Regions from separate parts of the Homo sapiens genome. Here regions 1 and 2 are each linked to region 3. The links are chromatin loops, found by intact Hi-C in ENCODE. Cell type or tissue: B cell. All regions are shown on one strand. Each heading gives the region's core, and the rest is flanking DNA. Links, peaks and the distances in the headings are about the cores only.

Region 1 (5,704 bases), core at 492-5,491, 280 kb before region 3:
ACAGATGCCTAATATATTTCCTCAAATTAGGCCAGGCACAGTGGCTCATGCCTGTAATCCTAGCTCTTTCACAGGTCCAAGACAGGAAGATCGCTTAAGCCCAGGTGATGGAGGCTGCAGTGAGCTATGATCATGCCACTGCGCTGCAGCCTGGGCAACAGGGAGACTCCATTTCTTAAAAAAAAAAAAAAAAAAAAAGAGAGAGAAAGAAGGCAAATTGATCCATCATATCTCATATAGACTTACAAAGAAAGAAGAAAATATTATTTTTGTATCAGATAAAGCAAACAAGAACATCTGCTGCATATGAAACAGCTATACTATATCGTCAAGATCATAAACCTTAAAGGATGTAAATAGATTCCAATAAATAGAATACATACTTATTTAAATATTTTTAAAATCATTAATTTTCTACCCCAACCCTAAGGAATGTTAATGCTCCTTTCTCCACACTCCTCAGTTGTTTCTCCTGGGCTGAACTGTCACACCTACATAGGATTCTGTCTTCTTCCCTGATCTCTCCTGATATTGTTCCTCATTTCTAAAAGCCTACTGGTAATCTTTACTTAAATGTACTCCTGTCACCTCAAATTCAACATTTCCAAAATTGAAGTACTTCCCAAACCATGTCTCTTTTGAGTCTTTCGTATTTCTATCAATTGTATCAATCACTGAACCTCAGAGACCTTTGACTCCTTCTATAGTCTTTCTATAGTCTTCTACACTCTTTCATGTCTTTTTTTTTTTAGACAAGGTGTTGCTCTGTTGCCCAGGCTGGACTGCAATAGTGTGATCTCGGCTCACTGCAACCTCCTCCTCTTGGGTTCAAGCAATTCTTCTGCCTCAGCCTCCCGAATAGCTGGGATTACAGGCATGCACTACCATCCCCGGCTAATTTTTGTATTTTTAGTAGAGATGGGGGTTTCACTACATTGGCCAGGCTGGTCTCGAACTCCTGACCTCAGGTGATCTGCCTGCCTCAGCCTCCCAAAGTTCTGAGATTACAGGCGTGAGCCACAGCGCCCTTTTTTTTTTTCTTTTGAGATGGAGTCTCACTCTGACGCCCAGGCTAGAGTGCAGTGGCGTGATCTCGGCTCACTGCAACCTCCACCTTCTGGGTTTGAGCGATTGTCGTGCCTCAGCCTCCTAAGTAGCTGGGATTACAGGGGCGCGACACTATGCCTGGCTAATTTTTTTTTTTTTTTTCCTTTTCTTTTGAGACAGAGTCTTGCTCTGTCGCCCAGGCTGGAGTGCAGTGGCGCTGTCTTGGCTCACTGCAAGCTCCGCCTCCCGGGTTCACGCCATTCTCCTGCCTCAGCCTCCGCAGTAGCTGGGACCACAAGCACCCGCCACCTCGCCCGGCTAATTTTTTGTATTTTTTAGTAAAGACGGGGTTTCACCGCGTTAGCCAGGATGGTCTCGATCTCCTGACCTCGTGATCCACCCGCCTCAGCCTCCCAAAGCGCTGGGAGCGTGAGCCACCGCACCCGGCCTTAATTTTTTTTGTTTAATTTTTAGTAGAGACGGGGTTTCACTATGTTGTCCAGGACGGTCTTGAACCCCTGACCTCAGGTGATCCACCCGCCTCGGCCTCTCAAAGTGCTGGGATTACAAGCGTGAGCCACCGCACCCGGCCTCATGTCTTTTTTTTTTGTTTTTTACAATACAGCATGTTCTAACTTTACTTTTCATTCACATTGCTGCATTTTAGCAAGGGTCCTCAGACATTTTCCAAAATTCCTTAATTGAACTCCTAACAGACCTATTTTTACTCTTAGTCCTCCAATCTATTCTGCACAATAGTGGTAGATTAAAATTTACATTTCTTTACACTGAATTCAAAACCTTCACGACTTTCCACCTCTTACAAAATCAAGTTTTGACTCCTTAGCCTAAAAGACTTTAAAATCTACCTCCAATTTACTGTTCTAATATACCTCTTTCCAATTCTGCTCAGAAAACTCTACAGGCACATGTCTTTGCTCTTTGTCCTTTCCACTTTGCCCTTTATCCTTTGTCCTTCTTTAGTCTCTTTTGAGTTTATGTTGTTCCTCTAACCTAGAACACAACAGTTTCTCCCTCTTATCTAAACCCTCCACATCCTTCAAAGCCAAATTCATGTCCCATTTCCTCAAAAAAACTTTCCCTACCAGGGAAAGGACTTTGTGTTGATTCCTTGGCATTTATTATGAGCCACTTTTTATTCAGTATGATTTTCATATACTCTCCTTTCTGATTAAATTATAGAAGTCTTTAAGGGCAGGAACTATCTTTTACCTCCTTATAGTCTCAGTACCTAGCACCATGCCTTGCACATAGCAGAAATTTTTATTAAGTATTATACTTGAATATTTCTGAATAATTATTAAACAATATTGGTGTAGCTTTTGTTACATACCCCAAAACACATATATCTTGTATCACTATAAAATTACAAAATGTAGATAAGATAGAGTATTACACTTGTTTCTCCATAATATGAATCAGTACGTGTGAACTAAAATATTTTATGCAATTTTTTATTCCATAACAATTTTTTCTTTTGACTTAGATGATTAAGGCAAAAGAAGCAAACCTTTAGAAACTTTATTTCTCTCATCGCAATTTTGTTGACAGATTGTTCTGGTCTCTCATAAAATATCTTAATGGCCACTATCTGCCCAGTATTCTTATGTTTACATTTCATGACTGTTCCGTAACTTCCCTCTCCCACTTTTCCAAGGGTTTCATACATCTCCATTTTCAAGCTGGGCTTTTACTACTTTATAGAAATAAAGAAAGAAAATGGAAAATGTTAAACGTTTATACTTTTATTTATTAAAACTAGATAATGCATATCCACAATAAACCCACAGTCTCAAATATAGAGACATTAAAAAAAAAAAAGGAATCTTTTCCACTGAGCCTTTTTGTCTTTGGGAACTAAAGACAGCTTGAGTAAGGTGTCCTTCTGAGGCTCCACCTCTCACCAGAACTTAGGGGTACTCCTGCTGTCTCGGTCATGCCCATCAACACTGAGACTACCACACTATAAGTCACCATCCATCAAGCATGGGGTCCCTACACTTCCTGTCATGTTCCTGTCAAATAATAGGTTCCCGCACTACTGCAGTCGCCCACTTATCAGGCCCAAGGTCCTAAAAAAAGCCTGGTCTCGCCCGCAACTCAAACCACACGTCTTAGGATGCCGGACCGGCGTCACGCCCCACGTCCCGCTGTTGACTTTATCCAAACAGCCGCCGCCGCCTCAGCCCATTCTGTGGTCCCGCTGGTCTGGCTCTGCGTAGTTCCAGTGGAGCCACCGAACACTGATACTACTTTGTTGCTCAGCCCCGCAAGGAACCGGCCACTTGCCACCATGGAAACGCCGGCGGAGTTGCTGCGTTCTAGACTCGTGCGCAAGACCGGAACATGGGCAGGGTCCCGACCCGGAAGGGGAAGTGGGAAGAAACGGAAACCTACTCTGGGTAGGCGCAAGGTGGAAGAGTGCTGTGCTTGGGAATGGGGGAGGGGAGTACAGATTGCTGTCGCAGCTGAGCCTCCTCACAAGGTTGCTTTTGAATGTGGATAGGAAGGATCTGCATCTTTTTTTTTTTTTTTTTTTTTTTTGAGATAGTCTAGCTCTGTCGCCCAGGCTGGACTGCAGTGTCGCTGATCTTGGCTCACTGCAACCTCCTCCTTCCAGGTTTAAGTGATTTTCCTGCCTCAGCCTCCCGAGTAGCTGGGATTACAGGCGTGTGCCACCACGCCCGGATAATTTTGTATTTTTAGTAGAGACGGGGTTTCTACCATGTTGGCCAGGCTGGTCTCGAACTCCCAACATCAGGTGATCCGCCTGCCTCGGCCTCCCAAAGTGCTGGGATTACAGGCGTAAGCCACCGCCCCCGGTCAAGATGGTTCTTAAATCAAAAACTTTTCTTGAACACTTGCCATATGCCTTTTAATTTTTTCCAACTGCTAGTAATCTTTTTTAAAGAAAAAAAACCTCCCTCACCACATGTCAAACTCTAGGAAAGCAAGTAATTCGAAGAGTTCCACCATATACGAAATGATGTACAAGAGCACGGAAATAAAGAGGCCAGTGTCTAACTGCTTAAGTAGACATAGAGTTCAACTGGAATGACAGTCCCTAATGAATAACCACCATATCACTAGACCAAGTGCCTAGGGAGTGCTTTCTTTATTGAATAGGGCTTTCTTTGCTTTCTTCTATAAAATGAGTTAAATGTAAAAAAGCGAAATCTCGCTATGCTTCCGCTAAATAAGAGGAAAGGCATTATTTAATAAATCTAGTCTGGTGGGTCCCACCCAGCATGCATATTTAAATCACACCTGGAGAGCTTTTAGAAAGCATCCCAACCCCCACCTCCACACCCCTGCCCCAATGCCAGAGCACCTGATTTAATTGGGATAGCGTAAATAAATTAGTATTTTTGAAGCTTCTCAAGTTTTTTCTATGCTGCTAGGGTTTATATTGAGAGAAAGGAGAAGTGGTCATCGTTTTCATTGATCACCTAAAATATTCAGAATTGTCTTTTCTTTGAAGGTTATTCAGACGGGCGCAGTGGCTAACGCCTGTAATCCCAGCACTTTGGGAGGCCCAGGCGGGCGGATCACGAGGTCAGGAGATCGAGACCATCCTGGCTAACACGGTGAAACCCCATTTCTACTAAAAAATAGAAAAAATTAGCTGGGCGTGGTGGCGGGCGCCTGTAGTCCCAGCTACTCGGGAGGCGGAGGCAGGAGAATGGCGTGAATCCGGGAGGCGGAGCTTGCAGTGAGCGGAGATCGCACCACTACATTCCAGCCTGGGTGGCAGAGCGAGACTCCATCTCAAAAAAAAAAAAAAAAAAAAAAAGAAAGTTATTCAACCACAATATAAAATACCTTCTATAAATAAGAATGTCATAGTAAATCTTATAGTGGGCTCAAACTTGGTGTAAGCATATTATTTGTTGTGGGCTAAATATTTGCAAGGAGGCTGCGCACAGTGGCTCACACCTGTAATCCCAGGGAGGCCAAGGTGGGCAGATCACTTGAGCCCAGGAGTTCCAGACCAGCCTGGGCAAGAGGGCAAAACTCCATCTCTACAAAAAATTAGCCGGGCATGGTGGTGCACACCTGTGGTCCCAGCTACTTGGGCGTCTGAAGGAGAATTACTGGAGCCCAGAAGGTCAAGGCTGCAGTGAGCCCTGTTCACACCACTGCACTCCAACCTGGGTGACAGAGCAAAACTCTGTCTCAAAAAATAAAAAAATTTGCCCAGGACAAAGATGAACCAAACTGAGTCCCTGCCCTCAATGAACTCATAATCCAGAGCTACAGAACTGATAACAGCATACAGTTAATAGCTTTAAAATTATTCCTTCTACAAGTAGGTTATGGCAGGCCTGGTTAACAAGGACAGCCAGTGATTCTTGCTAATACACAGCTGTAAGACTTTATGATGCACATTCACTGAATCAGTTAAAAGTGTTATATCATTTTGGAAAATAATAAACTGTTTCCAAAACAATTATAAATCCCTGTAGTCTCTGAATTCCTTACCTCTATTGCCTCCAGTTCCCATCTTCAGGACTTCGTTGGTGGGTCAGGAGGACTCTGAGCACTTTTGTATCCATTCGTCAGCTCAACAGGGAAAGAGGGGGTAGGAGGAGGACCTCAGCATTGCCCTAATCTTGCCCATAGTTCCATGGAACCA
Region 2 (5,704 bases), core at 311-5,310, 100 kb before region 3:
TCTAAGTGACAAGGTTGAGCCGTGGCCGGCATAAATTCCAACTTATCTTGGGGCAGAGAGGAAACCATCAATGAACGCTTCCAAGTTATTTGGCTCATGAGAGGGCAGAGATGAAAGCGAGGATTTGGCGGCAGAGAATGTTTGCACTAAATCTCACGGACTGCTCTCTTCTCTTTCTGTGAATGGCTTGGGCGGGGCCTTTATGGTCTGCTGAGCCTGGGCCTTGGATACCCTGGTGAAAGGGGTTCTGGGAGCCCCATCTACTCAATCCCCTGGAGTATGAAGCCTATGGGGTGGCTGTCAGGCTGGTCATGTGGTTTGCTTAGTGTGGCAGGAGTCCCCAGTGGGAACACTTACGGAGTGATGTGTGTGCTGTGGAAAGCCCCTCCTTGGTGGCTGCAGAGCCATGGAACTCGTGGTTCACTTGTCTCCTCATCTCTAAATGTGGGCAATGATGGGGTGGGGGACACAGTGAATCCAACAGCTATGAAAGGGCTGGGGTTGGGTTTGGGTGGGATAGGCAGGGATGCCCTTTGATGACCTCTCAGGGGCTGCCCTTTCCCAGTGCACCCTAAGGGCGCAAGCCAAGGGGCACTCTACAGCAAGTGAGGTGCCTCAGGGCTGAAGAAAGCACTTGACCAGGAGTCAGGACCCTGGACAGGGCTAAGGCCTGGAGGCCCAGCTTCCCATCTGGCCCTTGCCCAATGGCTGGCCCTTCCCTCAGCCAGAGTGAAGGGGGAGTGAGTGCGGGCCTCCGAGCTGAGAGCTGAAGGCATGGGCCCTGGGATTCTTGGGAGGCTGGGCTAGGATTTTTGGTGGAAGTGCGCAAAGCCTGAAGTCTGCCCTGGGAGCTCCTTAAGGCAGTAGAAGGAAAAGGTGGAGCTGCCCCTGAGAACTCAGCCTGCTGTCTTCTGCTGCCTATGGCATCCCAACAGAGCTATCTATCTTTTGGCCCTGAAGTCCTGAGCCTGGCCTAGGGAGCTAGTATAATAATTTACACAATGAGTTTCTGGCCTTGCCTGGCTCACTAAATGGTGTAGCCATTGTTAGTGCTTAACCCTTTGTGGAACACATCTCTGAGAATCTAATGGAATTTACAGAGCAGAGATTATTGTTTTAATACCACCCCACCCCAGGTATTCTGACTTACATGGTCTGGAGTAGCACCCTAGGTACCTATACCTTTTTTTTTTTTTTTTTTTTTTTGAGATGGAGTTTTGCTTTTGTTGCCCAGGCTGTAGTGCAATGGTACGATCTCAGCTCACTGCAACCTCTGCCTCCTGGGTTCAAGTGATTCTCCTGCCTCAGCCTCTAGAGTAGCTGGGATTACAGGCATGTGCCACCACGTCCAGCTAATTTTTGTATTTTTAGTAGAGACAGGGTTTCTCCACGTTGGTCAGGGTGGTCTCGAACTCCCAACCTCAGGTGATCCGCCTGCCTCGGCCCCCCAGAGTGCTGGGATTACAAGCGTGAGCCACCATGCCTGGCCTTTTTTTTTGAGATGGAGTCTCACTTGGTTCCCCAGGCTGGAGTGCAGTGGTGTGATCTCAGCTCATTGCAACCTCCACCTCCTGGGTTGAAGAGATTCTCTTGCCTCAGCCTCCCGAATAGCTGGGACTACCGGCACTTGCCACCATGCCGGGCTAATTTTTGTATTTTTAGTAGAGACGGGGTTTAGCCATGTTGGCCAGGCTGGTCTCAAACTCCTGACCTCAAGTGATCTGCCTGCCTCAGGAAGTGCTGGGATTACAGGCATGAGCCACCGCACCTGGCCAGTACCTGTACTCTTTTTTTTTTTTTGAGACGGAGTCTCACCCTGTCGCCCAGGTTGGAGTGGAGTGGTGTGATCTCGGCTCACTGCAACCTCCATCTCCTGGGTTTAGGCAATTCCCCTGCCTCAGCCTCCCAAGTAGCTAGGATTACAGGTGCACGCCACCATGCCTGGCTGATTTTTGTATTTTTAGTAGAGACAGGGTTTCACCATGTTGGTCAGGCTTGTCTTGACCTGCCCTCGTGATCCGCCCACCTCGGCCTCCCAAAGTGCTGGGATTACAGGCGTGAGCCACTGTGCCCCCTAGTACCTGTACTTTTTTAACAAGACCTGCTATTGGGATCCAGGGTTAAGAACAACTGCCATAGGCCCGGTGCGGTGGCTCATGCCTGTAATCCCAGCACTTTGGGAGGCCAAGGCAGGCAGATCACTCTAGGTCAGGAGTTCAAGACCAGCCTGGCCAACATGGTGAAACCCTGTCTCTACTAAAAAAAATTTTAAAAATTAGCTGGTCATGGTGATGCACACCTGTAATCCCAGCTACTCAGGAGGTTGAGGCAGGAGGATCACTTGAGCCCAGGAGGCGGAGGTTGCAGTGAGCCGAGATTGCACCACTGCACTCCAGCCTGAGCTACAAAGCAAGACTCTGTCTCAAAAACAAAAAAAAGCAAAAAAAGCAAAAAGACAACTGCCATAGACTTTTCCCTTCCCTTTGCCTAAAACAGGAGTTCCTGGCTTGGTTGTTCCCTGGAAGCTTCTTTGAGTATTTTTGAGGGGGTGGGGAGTGGAAGCTGTGGCTAGGTTGAAGGAGAGGGAGGGAGGCTCTCCAGCCTGGTTCAAAGATCTAAGCAACGTCAGGGAGTGTGGGTGGGGGCAGTCCACCACTCCATGTCCTTCCCACAGGGGCTGGGGAATTAACAAATTTTTGCCCCACCCCGGACTTGCCGGAGGTGTGAAGGACAGTTCTGGGAGAGACCTGGAGGCCAGCCGCATGTTTTGGAGGGCTACTGTTTGAGGTAGTGTCCTCCTCTGGCCTGGGCAGAGACACAGGCGGAAGGGCAGGCCAAGCGGTGGGGGTTTCCCCAAGCAGGCTGTCTTGAGGTAGAAAGCTGCATTTTCAGGAAGTCAGAGTCCCCAGAAGTCAGCCAGTGGGCAGAGGCCTGGGTCTCTGGACCGGGAGCTGCTGATGCTGATCAAAATCAGCAAGTGCTTAAGAGTACCTAGTGGGCCTAGCTCAGTGCTGGGGACAGAAAGCACAGGCCCTGTCCCTGGGGAGCTTGTCCTTTGTCAGCAGGATGCAGGTGCTACACAGGAAGGTGTCTGTTATGGGAGGTGCAGCCTGGCTTTGCCAAAACACCCAGGCTTTGCCCGAGGACATCTGTGACCCCAGGCGAGTGAGCCTCAGAGCCCTTATCATAGAGTTCTGCCCTGGGTCCTCCCAGGGAGTTGATGATCTGTAGATGTGACTCCTTCCCGAGACTCATGGAGCCCTGGGGGGTGAAGGGAACCCCAGAGGTGAGTGGGGCAGGAGGTGGGGAGTGTCGGGTAAAGCAGGCCACCCTGAGCTGGAAGCCTGGATGGTGGGAGTGGGGATTCAGCTGTCAGCTCCTCTATAGGCTGTGGTGACAAATTAGTACATCCCTAGTTGCATGTACCACTGAGGCCCTTCACCAATGTGTAGCACTTAGTCCCTGGGGAAGGGGCCTGAGAGAAGCCTCTGCTGCCAGCAAGAGGGTGTCCCCCAGACCCAGTGTCCTTGAAAGTCCCTCTATATGGAGTGCCACCCCCCACTCCCCCAAAAAACACAGCGAGTGGAGATGCAGCTTCTTAGCTCAACCCATGCTTTTAAAAATGGAATCCTCCTTCTACCCTGGGTGAAGGGTAAAGACAGGGGTGGCCAGATTGTGTTGGGGCTCCAAACCACAGGATAAATAAGATGCCTTCTGAGGAGCAGAGGTGTTATCCAGATGTTTGAAATGCCATTTTATAGTAGAACAATGAAGGCGTATGGTACAGTAAAATGCAAAATGCCCATAATTTGATAGATAAAACAGGAGAATCCAAAAAAAGGTTTTGTGCTTGCCCTTGTGGTTTTGAGCCAAGTTTCCAGCCCACCAGCAGTTCCTTTGCTACCCTGTGAGGCAGGCGGGTTGGGGCGAGCCCTTCCGCTAGGCTAAGTGCCTGCTTTCTGAGACTCACACTGCCTTTCTCTGGGGTGGGGGGCAGGATCCACTTCTATAGTTGGAAACGTTGCTGCTCCGCCAGCTGGAAGGGCCTCCTGGCCTCTGGGACTTGTCTTGCAAAAGAAATGTGTGTAATAAATTCTCTTTAAGAGCAGGAAGTGCTGTTATCCTCATGAAAATAAAAGAAAGAGACGTTGAGTGGGGTTTTTTTTTTTTTAAGTGTCTTACGAACTTAGCCTAGTGGTAGCTTGCAACACAACTGGGCAGGGGGTAGCTATTCTCATAGCCCTTCTTTCGTGTTTTATACTGAATTTTAACTGCATAAGTTTGCTCTTGGCTGGGAAACTCTTTATCAGGTTCCGGCCCAGAAAAGATTTTTTAAAAGAAGAGCCCTCTGTGTCTTGCAAGCAGTATTGCTGTGGTTAAAGGACAGTGGGGACCTCACACAAGTGGTTTCACCTTTCTGAATCTCAGTCTCCACATCTGTAAAATGGGGGTAATATGAATTAGGAGCCACGATATATGTAAAACTTTAACATAATACCTGACATGCCTTAACAGGGCAATTACCTTTCTCTGTTAGCTGTCATTTCTAATGAGATGAGGTGCTCAGAAAACAATTGTGATGAGGTTGGCTCTTTAAGTACAGACCTTCAAACTTTCCTTGAGGGGTGAGGAAGAAGGCACCACTTCCAGCTCTACGTTGGGACTTTTGGTGTAGACAGATGTCCAGGAGAGATTGTCCTGGCCAAAGCCATTTTAATTGGCTTTGGGACAGTGACCAAGACCAGTTTCTCAGTTTCACCTGGAAGAATCCTGCCAGCCTCCTGCCTCTTCTCTCCCTGCTAAGACAGGGCAGGAAAGTTTAGTCATACTTCATACAAATCCTGGGATTCATTCATTCATTCATTCACTGACTCTTTACACAAGCATTTCGTTTTTTGTTTTTTTGTTTGTTTGTTTGTTTGTTTGTTTGTTTTGAGACAGGGTCTCCCTCTGTCACCCAGGCTGGAGTGCAGTGGCATGATCTCAGCTCACTGCAGCCTCTACCTCCTGGGCTCAGGCAGTCCTCCCGCTTGAGCCCCCCAGGTAGTTGGGACTACAGGCAAGCCACCATAACTGGCTAATTTTTGTTCCACAAGCATTTCTTGAGTACCTGCTGTGTGTCAAACACTGTGCCAAAAGCAGGCACAGTGATAAACAGGACATATGCAGTCCCTGTCTTCTTGCAGCTTGACTATTAGAAGAGATGGACATTAAAAATATAATTGCACAAATAGGCTGGGCGTGGTGGCTCACACCTGTAATCCCAGCACTTTGGGAGGCTGAGGTGGGTGGATCACTTGAGGTCAGGAGTTCGATACCAGCCTGGCCAAGATGGTGAAATCCTGTCTCTACTAAAAACATAAAAATTAGCTGGGCGCGGTGGCCGGTGCCTGTAATCCCAGCTACTCAGGAGGCTGAGGCAGGAGAATCGCTGGAACCTGGGAGGCGGAGGTTGCAGTGAGCCGAGATCACACCACTGCACTCCAGCCTGGGTGACAGAACGAGACACCGTCTCAAAAAAAAAAAAATGTGTATATATAATTACACAAGTAATTATATTTTGTAGTGTGGTAACTGCTGGAGCTTTTCTCTTAAGTAACTAAATTTCCTCTTGGTGCCTCTTAGTTTGAAATACTCTGTGATACAGTAGTTCACCCCTTGAGAAAAGGAAGCAGAGAACCAAAGTCCCAGGATGAAGTGTTCA
Region 3 (5,704 bases), core at 171-5,170:
TGGTGGCTCAAACCTGTAATCTCATTTTGGAAGGATGAGGCAGGAGGATCTCTTGCAAGACCTTCTCTTTACAAAAACAAACAAACAAACAAACAAACAAATAAAAACCTAGCCAGGCATAATGGCACACACCTGTAGTTCCAGCTACTCAGGAGGCTGAGGCTGGAGGACTGCTTGAGCCCAGGAGGTTGAGGCAGCAATGAGCTGTGACTGCACCACTGCACTCCAGCCTGGACAACAGACTGTCTCAAAAAAAAAAAAAAAGTTATTGTACTTGGATCTTGTACAAAGGAATTGAATTGTTAAATGCTACTTACAGCAAATATTTATTTATTTTTATTTTTTATTTTTTGAGACAGTCTTGCTGTGTCAGCCAGGCTGGAGTGCAGTGGCACAATCTTGGCTCACAGCAACCTCCGTCTCCTGGGTTCAAGCAATTCTCCTGCCTCATCCTCCTGAGTAGCTGGGATTACAGGCATGTGCCACCACACCTGGCTAATTTTTGTATTTTCAGTAGAGACAGAGTTTCACCATGTTGGCCAGGCTGGTTTTGAACTCCTGACCTCAGGTAATCCGCCCGCCTTGGCCTCCCAAAGTGCTGGGATTACAGTTGTAAGCTACCACGCCCGAGCAAATACATTTTTAGTAAAGTTCTGAGGCAAATGATGAAAACAGGGTTAGTATAAAATTTAGTATTTAGTTATTTGAATTTTTACTGACCTTTTTTAGGCCTGACACAGTGGTTTATTCTTTTTCTTTTCTTAGAGACAAGATCTCACTCTGTCATGCAGGCTGGAGTGCAGTGGTGAGATCACAGCTCACTGTAGCCTCGAACTCCTGGGTTCAGGTGATCCTCCCACATCAGCCTCCTGAGTAGCTGGGACTACAGGGATGTGCCACCACACTGGCCACTTTTTAAAAATTTATTTAATTAAAAACATTGGCTGGGCATGGTGGCTTACGCCTGTAATCCCAGCACTTTGGGAGGCTGAGGCGGGTGGATCAACTGAGGTCAGGTGTTCAAGACCAGCCTGGCCAACATGGTGAAACCCTGTCTCTACTAAAAATACAAAAATTAGCCAGGCATGGTGGCAGGAGCCTGTAATCCCAGCTACTCGGGAGACTGAGGCAGGAGAATTGCTTGAACCCAGGAGGCGGAGGTTGCAGTGAGCGGAGATGGCACCACTGCACTCCAGCCTGGGCAACAGACCAAGACTCTGTCTCAAAAATATATATATATATATATTTTTTAAATAGAGATAAGGGGACTCTCCCTGTTGTCCAGACTGGTCTCAAACTCCTGGCCTCAAGTAATCCTTCTGTCTCAGCCTCCCAAAGTGCTTGGATTACAGGAGTGAGCCACCTTGCCCAGCCCGACACAGTGGTTTAGATCTGGCTTTTTTTTGTATGTAATATAACACTTCATAGCAGGCATTTGGTATTAAATGAATTAGGTAAGATGTACTTCACACTGAGGTTTCGAAACCGCGTGGCATGACATTTTAATCCACAGTACAAATCTGTAAAGGAGGGCTTTATCGTCAGCACAGAGCAGGAAAAACCTAAATAGAATGAAGGCAGCTAAGATGATTACTCAATCATTAATTAACTATGTTGTCCAATCACCGCAGTTTCGACCTCCCTTTGGCTTCAAAAGTCAAAAAAGTCAACTTGCAAAAAAAAAAAAAGTCTACTTGCTCTGAAAGGAAGTTTGAGTTCTTTACCTTACTGTAAACTCTTAGAAGAGGAAACAAAACTGCCATTTAAATGTGCTAATGAACTTGAGCGTGACTATGCTGTGAATCAGCGAGTTTCAAAATTAAAATTCCTCTGAGTCCTCCAGTCAAAGACAAAGGCCTCCTTCTTGGCTTGATCACACTATTAACATGTACACATATTTAACCACCTCTTTTTAAAACCCCTTATAATTTACATCTGAAACACGAAGACGAAATGTGAATGAAATACTGCGATGAACATTAACCGCCCCAGCTCCCAGTGGTGGTACGGTCTCAACAGAGGACGATGACTTCTATGGTCTCAGGTAATCTTCACAAAACCCGAGGAGAGGAACTGTCAGTCCCACCCCACGAAAGCGGCTACTGAATCTCAGATTGCCCCACGATCCTGGCTCTGCGAGCGAGGTCACGTTCACAACGGCGGGAATTTCCGTAGCGGTGACACACGGCACTTCCGGCCGGCCGTGAGAGTCGGTGACGTGGCGGCGAGGCCGGGCACGGTCGTCGGGGTCGGGGCACCAGGAGCTGTCAGGTGGCCTCGGGGCAGCCCGGCTGGCAGAGAAGAGTTCGCCGGCGCGGCGGCGGCTGCTGCGAGCCCGGAGCCGGAAGTGCCACGTGTCCTGATTGCGGCTGCGCGGCCGGCGGCTGACAGGCACTTCCGGCCAGGGCCTCCCTCCTTCTCTCTAGGTTTGGCTGCCGCCTTCTAGCCGGGCGTTCGCGGCCCCGCCGGCCCGACTCTCAAGCCTCAGCTCCCAGGCTAGGCTGTGGCCGCCGGTGGCCTGGGGAGAGTGCGGCGCCATGCCTCGGGCTTAATGCGCCCCCCCCTCTTCTCCCAGTCTTCAGTCTTAAGTCGTTAGCCTCCTCCCTCCGCTTTCAGCAGTGGTCTTTCAGCTCTCTTCTTGTGCGCTGTTGTCGACCCCGACCAGCCCCTTCCAACCCAGTCATCATGTCCCAGCCGGGAATACCGGCCTCCGGCGGCGCCCCAGCCAGCCTCCAGGCCCAGAACGGAGCCGCCTTGGCCTCGGGGTCTCCCTACACCAACGGTGAGTGCTGTCCGGGGGGAGGGCGCAGCCTGGCCAGGGCTGACTGACCTTTGCGTGCCACTGCTGCTTGAGGCGACATAGATAGAGAGAGTGACCTCCTTACCGGGTTCTGGCGCGGATGGTGGTGGGCGGCTGGGCCAGGGGACCACGGCAGTTGTGCACCTGTAGCCCCAGGCTCGTCTCAGTCTTTCACATTTATTTAGTCGGTCACCAAAACAGTAAATGAGCACCTGCTGTATGCAACGCCCTGGGTGAAACACGGGTGAGAAAATGCCTCAAAACTCGAATATAAGGATCATAGTGTTTGTGTGCCTTCGCCTTCCTTGCCACCTCACCCCAGTCTCCTAGAGAGCAGGATGTGGGGTCTGATTCTTCTGGGTTCCGCAGGCCCTGAAGTGGGGTGGGGGTCGTACTCAGTCTGAGTTTCTGGAGATGAATGCATGCTTTTGGGACACCCCTTTAGGGCCTACTCATCTCTCCCAGAACCTTCCCAGAATTGTACCTACAACAGCTGTTCAATGTTTCAGCTGTGGAAAAACCAAATAGAAGGGAGGATCTCCTGGTTGACTTCTAGATGTCTGGACAGCATTTGGAAAGTGGGTGGACACAACTCTCTGAATCTCTGACAAGAGTCTACATGTACATTATAGTTTGTCATTTGATGTGAGAATGTCTTATAATTTTATACCTCTTCTAGGATTCCTTAAATCGTCCTACATTGTGATTTGCTAAGATTATTTCAGTTGTTACAATAGACAAAGACTTTCTGCCGACAGATTGCCTACTTACCAATTTACTTACAAATCTTTGGTTTACAGAAATAAGACTAGTAGAATAATGCTAAAGAACTTAAGTTGCCCATTAGAGTCTAAGAGTTCTGTGAAGTTGGAGAATACAGACAGTGACTAAAATCTCTAATTTACATTGTTTTTAGAGAAGACCGCTGTTTTCTTTACAAAGATGGCTCTAAAAGACTTTTAAAAATGTCTGTGAGTAGGCAACTATGTGGGCAGAAGAAAGAATAAGTGGAGGAAAGCCACTGAAAGGGTACTGAGTTAACCATTCTTTCTCAAAATTATGGTAACAGATTATGTACACTACATTTTATTCTAGAATATTTAGTAACATTTACACTGAGGATGAGAAAAAATGTTACATGGCTATGGATTTTTCTTATAATCTATAAATTGCAGTTTTACATTAACTTTAAATGACAAATCCTCAAATGTGCTTCAACATTTATATATGAGTGTAGTTGTCATAATATTGAAATGTTAAAGGGATTTGACCACTGTGGTATGCTGTATTAGAGATACTGTCACTATGTTGATTTGATACAGTCCAACAGACATTTGTTCCACATCTTTTTTTTTTTTTTTGAGATGGAGTCTTGTTCTGTTGCCCAGGCTGGAGTGCAGTGGTGGTGATCTTGGCTCACTGCAACCTCTGATTCCTGGGTTCAAGCGATTCTCCTGCCTCCTTAACCTTCCAAAGTGCTGTAATTACAGGCCTGATCCACGGTACCCAGACCTCTTTTTTAAAATATAATTTTCATAGTCTTTTTATAAGTTCCATTTCTACAGGGTTTTTTGTTTGTTTGTTTGTTTGTTTGTTTTTTGAGACGGAGTTTTGCTTTTGTCTCCCAGGCTGGAGTGCAATGGCGCTATCTCGGCTCACTGCAACCTCCTCCTCCCAGGTTCAAGCAATTCTCCTGCCTCAGCCTCTGAAGTAGCTGGGATTACAGGCACGTGTCACCACACCCAGCTAATTTTTATATTTTTAGTAGAGACGGGGTTTCACCATGCTGGTCAGGCTGATGTCAAACTCCTGACCTCTAGTGATCCACCCACCTTGGTCTCCCAAAGTGCTGGGATTACAGGCATGAGCCACTGTGCCTGGCCTCTACAGGTTTTTTGTATTTTGCCTTTTTTTTTTTTTTGAGACAGGATCTTACTTAAACTGTCCCTCAAGCTGGAGTGCAGTGGCAGGATCACAACTCACTGTCACTCCTGGGCTCAAGCAATCCTCACACCTCAGCCTCCCCAGTAGCTAGAACTACAGGTGCATACCACCAGGCCCCATTTTTTATATAAGTATATAATATATATATATAATGTATATATTTTATTATTATTTTTTGAGTCAGAGTTTCACTCTGTTGCCCAGGCTGGAGTACAATGGCTCGATCTCGGCTCACTGCAACCTCCATGTCTCAGGTTCAAGTGATTCTCGTGCCTCAGCCTCCCGAGTAGCTGGGATTACAGGCCTGTGCCACCACAACCGGCTAATTTTTGTATTTTTAGTAGAGATGGGGTTTCACCATGTTGGCCAGGCTGGTCTTGAACTCCAAACCTCATAATGATCCGCCCACCCTGGCATCCCAAAGTGCTGGGATTACAGGCATGAGCCACCACGCCCGGCCTAATGTAAAGATATATGTATATTATATATATAATGTTTTATATATATTTTGTAGAGATGAGTCTCTCTATGTTGCCTAGGCTGGTCTGAAATTCCTGACCTCAAGTGATCCTCCTGACTCAGCCTTCCAAAGTGCTGGGATTAGAGGCATGAGCTACCAAGCCTAGCCTGGGTTGTTTTATTGTTCATCCTGCTAATAATACAGAGAGTAGGGATATGGTATCAAGTTGGAGAACAGGATATTTTTCAAGAAGGTGAGAAAACGTTTCAATGCTGGGATCTAGTTTTGCTTAACTATTCCAAAGCAGTAGTTGATGCTTGCATATTCTGTTGAAAACTCTTTTTTTTTTTTTTTTTGATGGAGTTTCACTTTTGTTGCCCAGGCTAGAGTGCAATGGCTCATTGCAACCTCTGCCTCCCAGATTCAAGCAATTCTCCTGCCTCAGCCTCCTGAGCAACTGGGATTACAGGTGCATGCCACCACACCCGGCTAATTTTTGT

What was found. Peaks named below come from ENCODE experiments on the same cell type or tissue, not always from the same donor. Only the 100,000 strongest peaks of a DNase experiment are listed, where the experiment ranks them.
Region 1: it touches region 3 in a loop (24-fold over the local background); 17 of 110 quality-filtered maps call a loop at or near these places.
Region 2: it touches region 3 in a loop (6-fold over the local background); 2 of 110 quality-filtered maps call a loop at or near these places.

Annotation. Positions count from the first base shown.
Region 1 is chr5:134,363,781-134,369,484 of GRCh38, forward strand. It overlaps CDKL3 (cyclin dependent kinase like 3), which reads right to left and starts at 3,391. Exons shown (of 13, transcript NM_001113575.2): 1 at 3,197-3,391; 2 at 2,579-2,764. The coding sequence starts at 2,743. In B cell, for the core only: no CTCF peak of the experiment used is centred there; a DNase peak (open chromatin) is centred at 3,431; H3K4me3 peaks cover 1,553 bases; H3K27ac peaks cover 1,027 bases.
Region 2 is chr5:134,541,253-134,546,956 of GRCh38, forward strand. All of the region lies in intron 3 of JADE2 (jade family PHD finger 2), which reads left to right. Among named protein-coding and RNA genes, the nearest start is that of JADE2, 18 kb to the left of the region's middle. RefSeq lists enhancers at 1-352, 2,349-2,448, 2,549-2,778, 2,879-3,148, 3,209-3,308 and 1 more. In B cell, for the core only: no CTCF peak of the experiment used is centred there; DNase peaks (open chromatin) are centred at 3,019 and 3,999; H3K4me3 peaks cover 2,060 bases; H3K27ac peaks cover 4,913 bases.
Region 3 is chr5:134,646,392-134,652,095 of GRCh38, forward strand. SEC24A (SEC24 homolog A, COPII component) reads left to right here and starts at 2,394. Exons shown (of 23, transcript NM_021982.3): 1 at 2,394-2,782. The coding sequence starts at 2,686. RefSeq lists enhancers at 1,935-1,994, 2,005-2,294, 2,042-2,579. In B cell, for the core only: no CTCF peak of the experiment used is centred there; a DNase peak (open chromatin) is centred at 2,260; H3K4me3 peaks cover 2,656 bases; H3K27ac peaks cover 3,576 bases.